Regions from separate parts of the Homo sapiens genome. Here regions 2 and 3 are each linked to region 1. The links are chromatin contacts, found by Hi-C or POLR2A ChIA-PET in ENCODE. All regions are on one chromosome and are shown on one strand. The core of a region is the stretch at or near the end of the contact, and the rest is flanking DNA. Distances in the headings are between cores, read along the strand shown.

The links. Hi-C counts contacts between places; a loop is a spot of excess contacts on that map. ChIA-PET counts read pairs that join two places held with the same protein, here RNA polymerase II (POLR2A). Pooled maps may share reads with other maps.
Region 2: a loop to region 1 is called in a map of B cell, with 3 times the contacts of the local background. The contact joins the enhancer-like site here to the promoter of MDFIC in region 1. A Hi-C loop is called at or near these places in 1 of 168 maps with a recorded cell type or tissue (B cell), 1 of 37 single-sample maps with no recorded cell type and 5 of 50 pooled maps.
Region 3: a map of PC-9 shows a loop between it and region 1 (2.1-fold over the local background). The contact joins the promoter of LINC01392 here to the promoter of MDFIC in region 1. A Hi-C loop is called at or near these places in 1 of 168 maps with a recorded cell type or tissue (PC-9) and 11 of 50 pooled maps. POLR2A ChIA-PET finds 5 or more read pairs at or near these places in 2 of 52 experiments (CD4-positive, alpha-beta memory T cell and activated CD4-positive, alpha-beta T cell).

Annotation. Positions count from the first base shown.
Region 1 is chr7:114,920,206-114,924,458 of GRCh38, reverse strand. MDFIC (MyoD family inhibitor domain containing) reads right to left here and starts at 2,365. Exons shown (of 5, transcript NM_001166345.3): 1 at 1,823-2,365; 2 at 1,332-1,532. The coding sequence starts at 1,425. RefSeq lists silencers at 1,346-1,485, 1,716-1,895, 1,906-1,955, 2,286-2,425.
Region 2 is chr7:115,409,139-115,413,391 of GRCh38, reverse strand. No RefSeq gene overlaps it. Among named protein-coding and RNA genes, the nearest start is that of SNORA25B, 170 kb to the left of the region's middle. Within about 2 kb of position 2,196, at least 3 of the 41 ENCODE cell types and tissues checked have a DNase peak (open chromatin) inside an H3K27ac peak, as active enhancers do; they include B cell, where a contact is called at or near this core.
Region 3 is chr7:115,229,017-115,233,269 of GRCh38, reverse strand. It overlaps LINC01392 (long intergenic non-protein coding RNA 1392), which reads left to right and starts at 1,915. Exons shown (of 5, transcript NR_126407.1): 1 at 1,915-2,087.

The DNA of each region.
Region 1 (4,253 bases), core at 1,116-3,615:
AAGTTGGATATTGTAGATATTAGCTATTTCCAGGTCAAATTATTTTCCTTGGGTGTTTGATGTTGATTTTTGACATAAGCCTGGTTTAACAATTGTGATTAGCAGCTCAAGTGTGAGCATAAACAGCCCATCAATGAGTCGATATGACTACTAAGGGCATGCCTAATGACAGGAAAATGATTGTGCTGACAATACAAGGTGGAGAACACGGGCTGCTTCTCAGAAAACATATGTTTATCATTCTAGTTCTCTGATTTTCTGCAGTTAATCATTTTTATTTTCTGTTTAGAAAGCTGAGTCACTCATTTAGAGGCAAAAAATAATGATAAATGTAATTCAGTTTAACAGCCCTGGGTGCCAGAACATTTTAATTTAACCAAGATGTTTTCTGCTTTTACCTATTGCAGCTTGAAAGTTAACTCCTTCTCCAATTTTTGCTGCCTTAAAAAAAATCCCTAAGATTCACTACATTAGTACAAGTGGGAAATAAAGCTATCAGTTTATGCCTAAAATCAGGGGTATATGCTAGGTTTTTGAGCACTGGAAAAATTACTTAGTTCTGATATATCAGTGACAGAATTCTTTAGCTCAAAACCATCCTTAGAGTAAAATGCATTAGAAGTTTAAGAACCTTCCTCTCTGTCACCAATGGAAACCTAAAGTATATTGCCTTCAAGAGAAGAAAGGTTCAACTCGTTTAGAAGCTTGTTATGGAAGTTTCCCAGACACAAGAGTATTTTATAGGCTGTGTGTGTTTACACTTTGGAAGAACACAAAGAAGCTAATTCATTCTTGGAAAGTGTTTCTTATAAACCTTGTTTATTTATTTCAAAACAAACCAGTTATTGAAAACAAGCATAAGCCATTCCAAAGCTACTGGTCACAGAAACCTGAATTATCAACCGGGTGGTAGAGGAGCCAACAAGAAACAGAAAGATGAAATGGAGTAAGTGCACGCTTGTTCAGAGAGCTGCGGCAGTCCTGGATCTGCTGAAGAGACCTAGAGGAGAAGCGCTTCAGAACCTACACATTGAGTCTTAGGCCCAAACATGCATATGCTTAAGAAAGAAGCAATCCTGTCATCCTGTTTCTTCGCAACCAAAGGAAGGGGGAGTGGAGGGACCAACGGTTCCCGCCCTCTTACCCGGTTGTTGATCTAGGGCAAGGATCCTGAAGAACTTGCCTGAGTAACGCGAACTGTGCAAAAGTTCTCAACTACGAGTGGGAGCCCCTCCTCACAGCACTCCCCCCACCCCTATCTGTGCACTTGTGAGCAAACTGAAAAATGCAACAATGACAAAGAAGCTTGCCACTTGCAAGCGCGCACTCACCCTGGGCTGTGGAGCCCAGCTGGCCGCCGCCCGCCTCGGCCACGCGCTGCGGCCCCACGGGCCCGGGAGCGAGGGCTTCGCCCGCGCCGGACATGGGCCGCTCCGCCGAGCCCGCGCCGCGCCGCTGCCGCCTAGCTCGCCGCCCGGCAGGGCGCACGGAGGAAGGGCTGTGAGGTGCTGGGTGCAGGGAACTGACTGCTTCTGGCGGAAAAATATACAAAATTAAAAAAAAAAATGTTTTTAGAGAAGAGCACACCACCCCTGCGGGACGTTCCCTCCCCCTCCACTTCCCTCCCTCAAACTCCACCCCGGGGAAGTTTTGATTTGAAACTTGCGAAGAAAACTGTTACAGCGCAAGTTGACAGCGGCGGGGTCCCAGGGGTCCGAGGTGGACCCAGCGGGGAGGGGCTGGAAAGAGAGATCGGGTTTGGGAGAACCCCGGGGATGGGGATCAAACCCCTCCTCTTCCCCGCCCGGAGACCACTACCTACCTCCGCATCCCCCCGTAGTCGCTCCAAGCCCCTTCCTCCTCCTCCTCCTCCTCTTCCGCCCCGGAAAGTTAGCGAGCCTCCGGCAGCGGCCGCATTTTCGCCCCGGTGGCCTGACGACGGCGGCGGCCGCCCCTGCGCGTCCTCCCGCCTCCCTCCGGCTCAGCCCAGACGCCGCAGTGGCGGCAACTGCGGCAGCGGTGGCGGCTCTGACTCCGCGCACTCCGCCCCCTCTTTCCAGCCAGCTCACTCCAGCCGGCTCCCCTGCGAGGGGGCCTTCCCCCTCTCTGCCTCTCTTTCCCCTCTTCCACTCCTACAATCCTGAAACACTTCTCCCTCTGTTGCTCTTTTTCATCACATCCGGATCGGGAAGGCCTCGAACTCTTGGCTAGCGGCCCCGATGCTGGGAGCGGCGCGACCCGGGCTCGGCCGCGCGATCCCTCGCGCCCTGCGCTGTCTGGGTCAGGAGGCCAGAGCCGGCCTGGGCTGGCTCGGGCTCCCCACCCGGGCGCTGCGCCCTCCCGGGGCTGGGAAAGGGGAGTGAATGGGCAGGTCCCTGGCTGCCCAGACGTTCCCCCCACCCCGCCCAAAAAGTCACCTCATCCCTTCTCCCTACTCCTGCCCCCAGACCGACGGAGGCTTTGGGAATATCCTGACGAAAACCTTTAGGGTGGACAAGGAAAAACGAAAACACTGTTACAGTATCGAACTTTCCTGGTGGGATAGAGAACGTGTGCGTTTGAAACCTTGACCCCTCGGTTGAACGTTTACTCACTTCATCTCTGGCTCCTAAATTACTCTTTGGTCAAACAGTATTCCTGATGTAAAACCAGTTGCAGTTTGCGCGAATCTGCTGGAGGCATCCAGGCAAACAAGGTTGGCACCCTTGCGGATGCCGTGGTACTGGCCCCAGCCTGGCCTATGGCAAGCTAAATGCCTCACTGGATCAGTGGTATCTGAGGGGAGATAAACTTGTGGTCGGAAGTAAAAAGCTGATCAACTTTCCGTTTATAAATGAGACATTCTGATTGTAGCTTAATCTGATGAGCCGAGGATAGCAAGTGTAAAGTAATTTACAGATATATAGTACTTTAGTGGTATACTCAGATAACTTTTGCTCTTTTATTTCATTGTGAATGAAATGCAGAATTCATTTGTAGAAAGCTAGAACGAACTCATTCTTCGATTCTTTTGGACAAGCGAGGAATCACAGTAACGTTATCAAAACTGAAGAAAATGTGCATTGGATTCACTGTCTTTCTATGTGCATCATTAATAATATCCCAGAAATTTCATTTTTTCAAAAAGCTCATTGGAATTTATTCCAATTGATTACAAAGATTTACTTGTTACCTATGAAGAGACAGTGCATTCTAACTTGATTTCAATGATGGTAAAAAAGCCAGCCTTCGGCCGGGAGCGGTGGCTCACGCCTGTAATCCCAGCACTTTGGGAGGCCGAGGCAGGTGGATCACCTGAGGTCAAGAGTTCGAGACCAGCCTGGCCAACATGGTGAAACCCAATCTCTACTAAAAATACAAATATTAGCTGAGCATTGTGGCGGGCGCCAGTAATTCTAGCTACTGGGAGGCTGAAGCAGGAGAATCGCTTGAACACAGGAGGCAAAGGTTGCAGTGAGAAGAAATTGTGCCATTGCACTCCAGCCTGGGCGACAAGAGCAAGACTCCATTTAAAAAAAAAAAAAAAAAAAAAAAAACAGCCTTCAAAGTTGCTGATGACAGTCATTCAGACCATTCTCCCCAAAAAGACAAATGACATTTTGCCCCATTACACATAACTAACATTTTTTTTTCACTTGGAGATTTCAGAAATGGTATGAAATCAAGTGCATTACCTCTCTTGAAAACTTATCTAGGAGCCTGGACTGTTTGGAATTTGTCTGATGGAAGCAGATCAGTTCTGAAGATGACTTCATCACCACTAGAGAACAAACATTTAGGACGTCTCAGAGTTCACTGCAGCATCATCTGCACTCAAAGGAGTTGTTTACCTGCTCTGGAAAATTCTGTTTTATCCCTGTATCATTCCTTGCCCTATTTTTAAAATTCTCTCACAAAGATGTTAAAGTCCAATAATATAAAGAAGTTACAGCTTTCTTCTAGAAAGTCATAATCAATGATAAGTATTTGTTCATTTAATTTCACACAGTCCTTAATATTGCACACGTGGTGGGTGATTCCATAGATATTCCTTAAATTAAATTTTAAAATCTTTAATGGAGAAGACATAAAATTAAAATAACATTAGGAGCAAATGAGAAGCTGTAGGGTAGCATCACCAAGGTTGTCAAATACTGTACCTCATTCAGCTGTGTGACTTTGGACAGTTAGTCACCCACTCTATACCTTGGTTGCCTCATAATATGAGAATGAAATTCTTCATAGAGTTTCTTTTTGAGCACTAAGTAAGGTAG
Region 2 (4,253 bases), core at 947-3,446, 490 kb before region 1:
TTTTTCTCTATTTCTTGATTTTTCTGCATGGATGTATGTTACCTTTATAATCAGAATAAAAAGAACATTTCATTTTATTACTTTCATTTTGTAATAGTTTGCAAGAACAAGAACACCAAAAGTTGGAGCTGAGATGTAATTTTAAAGACTGTTAAAGTGCTTTAACAAACAAAAAAGAGTTATTTTGTAATTAGTATAGTTTTATGTCTAATGCAAAATTTTCCATTAAGGTGGTACTTGAAAAGATTTGTTGGGCTTTCATTCTTAAGTAGTGTACCATTTTGTCATATGTATGTTATTAATTTGTATTATTATAATGTACATTTTAATAATAAAAAATAATGTAGGTTTATGTTCTCTGATCAATTTCAGTCATAATTAATATAATTTATCTGCTTTTTTAAAAGGTTTCAGTATTATTTATTTTGGGAACATCTCCTGACCTGAGAAAGATACAAGGAGATAATAATAGCTGTTACTTATTGAGAATTGATAAAATACCAGCCACTGCTCCAAATGCTTTATACATTTTTAAACTCTTTAACCCTCTTAACATCCCCACAAGTGGGTTCAAATATGAGCTCCATTTTATAAATTAAGAAGTGGAAATTTAAAAAGATTAATTATTTCTCTAGGGTCATTATGTTAGTAAACGGCAGAGCTGGAATTCCTTGAATTTGAGCCCAAGCAGAAGACTCTATGCTTACATTTTTATCACCACTACACTATACTGTGGTGACATATACAGTAGAAGTGGTGAATGGGATCTTACGGCCCTTCTCTAAAATTAAATAGCAGAAAATATTGCAAAAAGAAGTTAGAGATGTCCTTCAGAGATCTAAGAAGGCTAAATTGGGCTAACATTTTTCCCAGGGTGTTTTGGATGTGATCCAAACAAAAGGCAAGATGAAGTCTGAAAATTTCTTCCAGATCTATAATTCAGTATCTTGGTTATCAGCTATTTTGACCTGAGGGAAAATTTGGAAATAAATATCTTCTCACACCCTGCCCCCCAGAAACTACTTTTTTAAATTCAACCTTTGTACTCACTTCTCTCATCATTTGTATTTCTAAAAAGCCAGGCTATTTCTCAAGGTCAATTTAGTGAAAAGAACAGTGGAGAGGAATACAGCACCTTCTGATTTTTCTCCAGTAGCCATTTCCTTCTTCCTCAGTGCTAAAACCTCCTACCTGGAGACTACCTAGCCAAACTACATTTCTCTGTCTCTTTTGTAGTTAAATGTGGCAATGTGACTAACTTCTTGCCAAAATAACGTAAGCTGAAGTGAACTTTGCAATTGAAGTCACATCTTTCCACAGGAAGGTACTTACTTTCCATGTCCCTTGTTTTTTGTTTTGTTTTGTACTGTTTTCTGCTACTGGGAAAAAAAATGGATCTAAGTGGAACAGCTGATTTGCATCCGTGTATCAGAATCTTTCATTGAGAATGGCATGGTCAATCTATCTGCCCTGGATCAAGTTCCTCTGAACAGCGAAATGAGAAAAAAAAAAAAAAAATGTCCTTCTATATTATTTGAATTGGGTATTTTGTTGTATCATTTTTACAAAGTAGGTCATATCCTAATTTGAAAATTGGCATCTAAAAGTGGAGTATTGCCATAAGAAACCCCAAAATGTGTTACTGGCTTGGCTAGAAAGCTGGTGGCTCTTGTTATATTGGGGCCAAATCTAATAAAACAGTTAACTATGATAATTTTAGAGGTAGAACACATCTTTATGAGAATTGAAGCTCTAGGGTACATGGCTAGAAAAAAAAGTTAAAATGTCTGTGTATTTTTAGCAGATTCTTTCTCCTTTTAGTAAGTTACTAGGAAAGAGATAGACTTAGTCAATCAGTAGCCAGATTGAAACAGAGATGGAAGGGAAGAAATCCTTTCTAATGGAGCTAATGGGACTCTCTGTCCCATTGATTACAACAGGCGCTGATCTTTGATGATATTTTCTTGCAGGGATATTTTTTCTGTTTTTTGCTTTTGTTTTTGTTTTAATCATAAAATTTGTTTGTTTTAATCATAAAATCACAGTCAGGGGTCAATAAGAAGCCTGCAGCAATGGTCTTTCGAAGTCACGGTTTTATCTGAATTAGAAATAGGCCATTTTGGTTTGAGAGAGGAGACTGGTTGAAAGTTTCATTTTTGCTTCCTCTTCTAACTTGCCAGCTTTGTGGGTAATTTGGTTGTCAAAGAATACATTGCTAGAGAAAAGGGGAAGTGTCAAATTAGCCTAACAAAAGAAATTTAATATCTCTTACACAACAAATCAATGTGTTAAAATTGTAACCAAAGCAAACATCTTACATTACAAAAAAAAAAAAAAAAAACCAAACTATATTGTCTGTGAGTTCAGAAATTTGAAACCTTAAAAGATTTAAAAAAAAAAAAAAAGCCAAATTCCAAATATATCTGAAGCCCAAACAGCAGAAGAGAGCATGGTGGCTGAGAGCCTTTCTAGAGATTGCCATATTAAATTTCCTTCATCAGAAAATTGGAGCAACCCAGCATCTGAGGTCAGTTTAATATTGTCCTCTCATTCAGCTAATGTTACGGATGGTCTAACGGAAGCTGCCATTAAATTGAGATGGGTGGGGAATATTCTGAGCCTAGGAACTAGTACATAAATGAAAGTTTGAAGTTACAAAATCTATAACCAGAGAAGATTCCTTCACTTTGGTTTCTTCACATGTTGCTGACAGGAAGCAAAGTGGTGAAAAGGAAACATTGCTCACCATGGTCTGGCCTGCAAAAGCCTGTGGTACGGAACCTCTAAATTAACCTTTGTTTCCCAAAGTCTATGCCAGCAGTATAAGACTGCAAGGACGTGTTCTTCAACTCCATTTTCATTTGTGGCCACAGAGTAAATTTTACAAGAGGACAAAGACAGAATTACAGAGAACGCTGGACAAAGGAATCATTTCCAAAACCCACAGCAAATAGCTGGGCTAACAGAAAAACTTTCACAGCATGATGTCTTCAGAATTTTCAATCAGCAGGATTTAATGACTTGTGTGTTTTACCTTCTTCCCTCTTTTGAATTTCTAGTTATATTATTCCTACTGCACCATTATATGTAGATTGAGCATGTGGAGGGCATGTGCCTTTTAGTTTATAAGTCACAGGACAATAGGTAGCCACTTCCTGCACTGGAGAGTACTGTGTTTCACCGTGATACATAGACTTTTTGTTGGTTTTAACTCTAGATCTCTTCTGTCAGGAAGGAAAGAGAATGTTGTATGTGTACAATACAGGTGTATATTGATATGTGGATGGTCAGAGGGAGGCACCCTAGAATTGCCTGCTAATCGTCTTCAACATCCATTCTACTCTCCTCCTTAATTAATAGAATCTTTACTGGTAGAACGTGAATGATCAGGTAGAAACTACATTTCCCAGCCATCCTTGAATGTAGGTGAAAGCCTGTGACTAAAATCTGGCCAACAGAACATGATAACTAGATGAGTAAATGTGATATATGCAACATCTGGTCATAGCTGTTAAATGGAAGTTACTCCACCTGTCTGCTGTATAGAGGATGAAGTCAAGTAGATTTTGAACAAGTGGAGCTTTGTTTTAAGTAAAGCTCTCTTGCAGTAGCTTAGCATGTAACCTAAACATTAGTAACTTCTGGCCATATGACTTGAAAGCAAACCATGAACCTTAATGAGCCTGAGTTTCTTTATCTCCTAAAACAAATATTTTTTCTTTCAACTATCCTGATGTTATATGTGATTCCTATATGACAAATATAAGAATTCTGAAAACATTTTACTGTACACAAATTTAATATAATTTTTAATGAATTACAGTTCAAATACTCTAAAAATGATATAGAAACACAAATTATTTATCCACATCTTCTCCAGCATCTGTTGTTTCCTGACTTTTTAATGATTGCTATTCTAACTGGCATGAGATGGTATGTCATTGTGGTTTTGATTTGTGTTTCTCTAATGACCAGTGATGATGAGCTTTTTTTCATATGTTTGATGGCCGCATAAATGTCTTCTTTTGAGAAGTGTCTGTTCATATCCTTCACCCACTTTTTGAAGGGGTTGTTTTTTTTTTTATTGTAAATTTGTTTAAGTTCTTTGTAGATTCTGGATATTAGCCCTTTGTCAGATGGACAGATTGCAAAAATTTTCTCCCATTCTGTAGGTTGCCTGTTCACTCTGATAATAGTTTCTTTTGTTGTGCAGAAGCTCTTTAGTTTAACTAGATCCCATTTGTCAATTTTGG
Region 3 (4,253 bases), core at 666-3,165, 310 kb before region 1:
CAAGTTGCCCTTCTGAAAGGTCAGTGCTAGGTAGCAGTAAGTAGTCCCTGGCTTTCTCCTTTAGTCACATTTAAATTTTACTTGGCTCATAGCATGCAAGTAATAACTCTAGTCTTTATATTTACATAACATCCTTGTAAATAATGAAAATCAGCATGCAATACTCTCAGGTGAACCATGTTTTTAAATAAATGAAAATTGAAAATAGATTTCATTTCTCACTCAAATGATTGCTGTAGTCTAGTACCTTATTATATCACCAGCATTATTGGAGCCAGAGGGGTATTATCTAGTGTAAAAATTTCAAGCTCACAATCAAGAAATTTGTGTTCTATTCCTACACCAGGCAGCAAAGACGACAACACTATGGGACATTTACTGAAAGACACTATTCTAAGTACTTCACATGTATTATATAATGTGCACAAAATCCCTGTGAGCTAATTCATTTTATTATTTCCATTTTACATAGGAAGTAACTGGGACACAGAGCAGGTAAACAACCCACCCAAAATCATGCATTGCTGAGTAGCAGAACTCAGGATTCAATTAGGACACTCTGACTCCATCACTTCCCATACACAGAAGCTGAGGTGACTTTTAAAATATATGTGTAGCGTAAACAACAACCAACCAGAATAGATGCTAGTCTTGGCTCAGGAATAGAGCCCAAGAAAAAACTCGTGCAAAGATATTAACAATTTCTGAAGTAAGGAGAAGAAGCGACAATCCCCGTGTGGGACCAGAGCAGCAGGAAAAGACAGACAGACATTTGGCAGGGTCTGCAGCAACAGCTACCTACTAATCTATACAGAAATTTCTCAGTATTTCAATAAGAAATACAGCCATATTGGTGACACAAAGTGAATATCAACCCTATGATATGTGCACCCCAAATTAATTTACCAACACAGATTCCAATAAGAACCTAGCAACAAATAGAAATAACAGTCATATTCAGGCAATTCCTTTTAGTTTCACTGACTGCCTCTTTTTGGCCTCAAGCACATGGGAATGTGTTCATTTGCAACGTCAAAGTTGTTATCATCTTAAGAAGGTGACTGATCATATGTGAAACACAAGATGGTATGTCAGGATCTGAATTCGTTCTAATACCTTTTAAAAAAAAGTATATAGCTGGAGAATATATTACGTGAACCCTATTTAGAAAATTCCAAGATCTTTTAAAAATATCTGAACTTTGATAAAATCACAAAGGAATAAAAGACATGCTCAGGAATGACTCATAGTAGCACAAAAGATATTTAGCTATATAAGAAAGTTTCATGTTTGAAGAATATTCACTTCTTTCCACTGATCAATGGAGAAAAATGTGCATTCATTTGCTGAGAGCAGAATATGCCCCCAAACAGCAAACCAGGTTTTATATAAGTCACTTTTCATGTTAGCTAAGATTGTGTCAATCATTTAATGGGTTTTAGCTTAGGGATAAATTTTAAGCTGTTATTTTTCTGGTGAAGCCAGCAATAGGAAAATGTATGCTGAGGGAAGGAAAGAAACTGGAAAATTCAGCTAACTTAATAGAAATCTAACATTTGCTATTGCGTTGAATAATTACGTTTTTCAGATCCCTTTGAAGATGAAAGGTTTTGTATTAAACTTTTTTATTACCAGGCTATCATGAAAAAACAAATCCCTACAATGTCTGTGCATTTCTTGTTTTAAAATACGCAAGTGATCTGTTGCCTATCTTTATAACAGTGGTTTCTGTTCCAAAGAGCCTTAATCTGGAAAATATATGACATAAACTTAAACAACTGAGAATATTTAAAAATGAGCTATTCAAAAAAACATGCTATTGATACTGTTAGACGTTATGGTAGTTTGTCCACTTAACAAAGAGAAAGGCAGTGTTATGTTGGGTATAGCTATGGTAACTTAGGCAGATGACTCACTCAAAGCCTTTGTTACACTATTTATGACTCACACTTAGTAATGCTCACCCAATTACCTTTCCTAGTATATCTTCATCTTGTTAAAGTGTATGAGAACTGCTTTGGAGAGTCTAATAAGTCCAAATGAGCATTAAAAAGGAGAGAGAGTAGGAGAAGTATCTCTTGAGAAAGGTGAGTCCTTCCTATAAACTCTGGGTTTTATTATGGGCTTGCAAGCAGTACTAGAATCTGGTGTAACACATGATGACCAGATCTACTTTGTATTCAGGGAAGTCAATGAGTTCTCTAAGTGGCATGAAGCTAAGTACACCCACATAGTTTCTGAGTACATCAGTTCTTCAGTGTACATTAAGCCTTTCCAGATTTATCCACAGAGGTTGGCTGTTTGCCAGAATTCAGATTCTGTTCTGTTGTGCAGTGGGCTGAGTATTCCCAGGTGCCAGCAGAGTTTTATGCCTAGTCCTTATTTACAGTTTTTCTTAGAATTGCTTTGAAGTGTGAACAATCAAGTTGCAGCATGCTGTAAAGTTCTTTCCACATGAGCCCTTTATTTCATTTTCTGTTACAGCTCTGAAGCCTTCTCAAAACAGAAGTATTTATCTACAACTATTAAAATGCATTTGGGATGATAAATTCCTTATAAATACTTTTACATAATTTTATTCTCTTTATGAATAAGACAAAAATATAAACAGCCAATTGTATTCTTTCTCTACTACTTCTCCTCAAAAGGAGTAGTATTTAGCAAGGTGTTTGACTATTAATTATTAAAATGTATAAAATATTCTGTGGCTTAATAATACCTACAAGATGGGGCTTGCAAACACCTTGTGTATAATCACAATTGCGTATTATTTGGAATTCCTAACAAAGCTTCTAATACTGATATGATAACTAATTTGTAGCACTAAATATCACCTTTTTGGAAAGGAAGTACCTATAATAGCCTGCACACAAACCATGCCTAACATCCTTTTTCCTAACCACTATCATTTTCAGATATTCCAAACTAAATGCAGATTTTTTGTTTCCAAGCTCTATATTACCTTAAGATCAAAAGCTCTGACTTGAATTGTGTGCAAGGAGGCCAAAAAGCAGCCCAGTTCCCCAGTACTCTTTCCAAACACCACTCGGAGGTGACCAAAGGCTCAGCATCTGTGGACAGCCATTTGGAAAGCCTAGTGGGGTGAAACAGATAGCCCCAGCAAAAAAAATGGAAATAAGGGGCTCCCCTAGAAGCCGGGTAATGAATAAATTTTTCAAATTTATAAAGAACTTGGCATTTCCATTTAAAAGATGCTTTATGCTAGATACATTTTATCTTTTTTAACCCTGGATTTTGTGCTTGTTTGCCAAAAAATCACAGTCTACGTTGTGAGAATAGTACTCAAAAATAGAAGTGGTCTAGTAAGTGGTGGAGACCAGTGAGTTGCATAACCACATCAAAGGGTTGCACCTCTGTGTTATGCTCTTCCAATTTGCAGCTCTAACAAACTTTGATTTATGGTGCCAAGAGGGCCCTGTGTGGATGACTTCTGCTCCTTTCAGAACTTTTAATCTTTATTTTTAAATGTCACAATTCTAAATGATTTTTTCGGAGTTAGCCCCAGATAAATGATTCCTGGGAAGACCGCGGCGATGATCCTGAGCCCACTTGCACTTGTGGTTGATGGCACATTAAGCAATAATGCTGATAACGTGCTGCAATCAGTACCTATAGCATTTTCACCTGACCTCAAAATGAGGTTAATGCAGAAGACAAATAGAAGGGAAGCACATGCCCCATTTTTTCATCAGGCTGTTACATAAATAACAGATAAACATGCTTCTGTTCAAACCACATCAGAGCGGAAGAAAATGCTGCCAACTTCAAGCCGTCAAAGACTTAAAAATGCTGTTGTCAAATCAATTTTTTACAGCAGACTGACCTGTTTGCAGACCATTTTTAATAGCAGAAGAGTTTAGGACTTGGGCTTGGAGTACGCAAGTGATTTCCAAATGACATTTGAGATGTAAAATTTCAGTCTGCCAGCCTTTCCCTCTCTCGCGCCCCATCCACCCCCACATCCATACACATGCACACACGCCCCATCAACTTCCACTGACATTTCTTCATTACCATGAAAAGGCTCGGGCAGTCTTGGGGGATTTTGCAAAGCATCATTCCTCTTTTATACCCAGGCTCTCACTGATAAGTCTACAAATGGTTTTCAAAATTTTATGCCCCAACAGGAGGTAGGGTTTGAGTTTTTAAAGTTGTAGAGATAGTGGCTTCTAAGTTTATCCCTTTGACTTCTCTGGCCATTATTACCCACCCAGTGTGTCCCCATCTCAGGA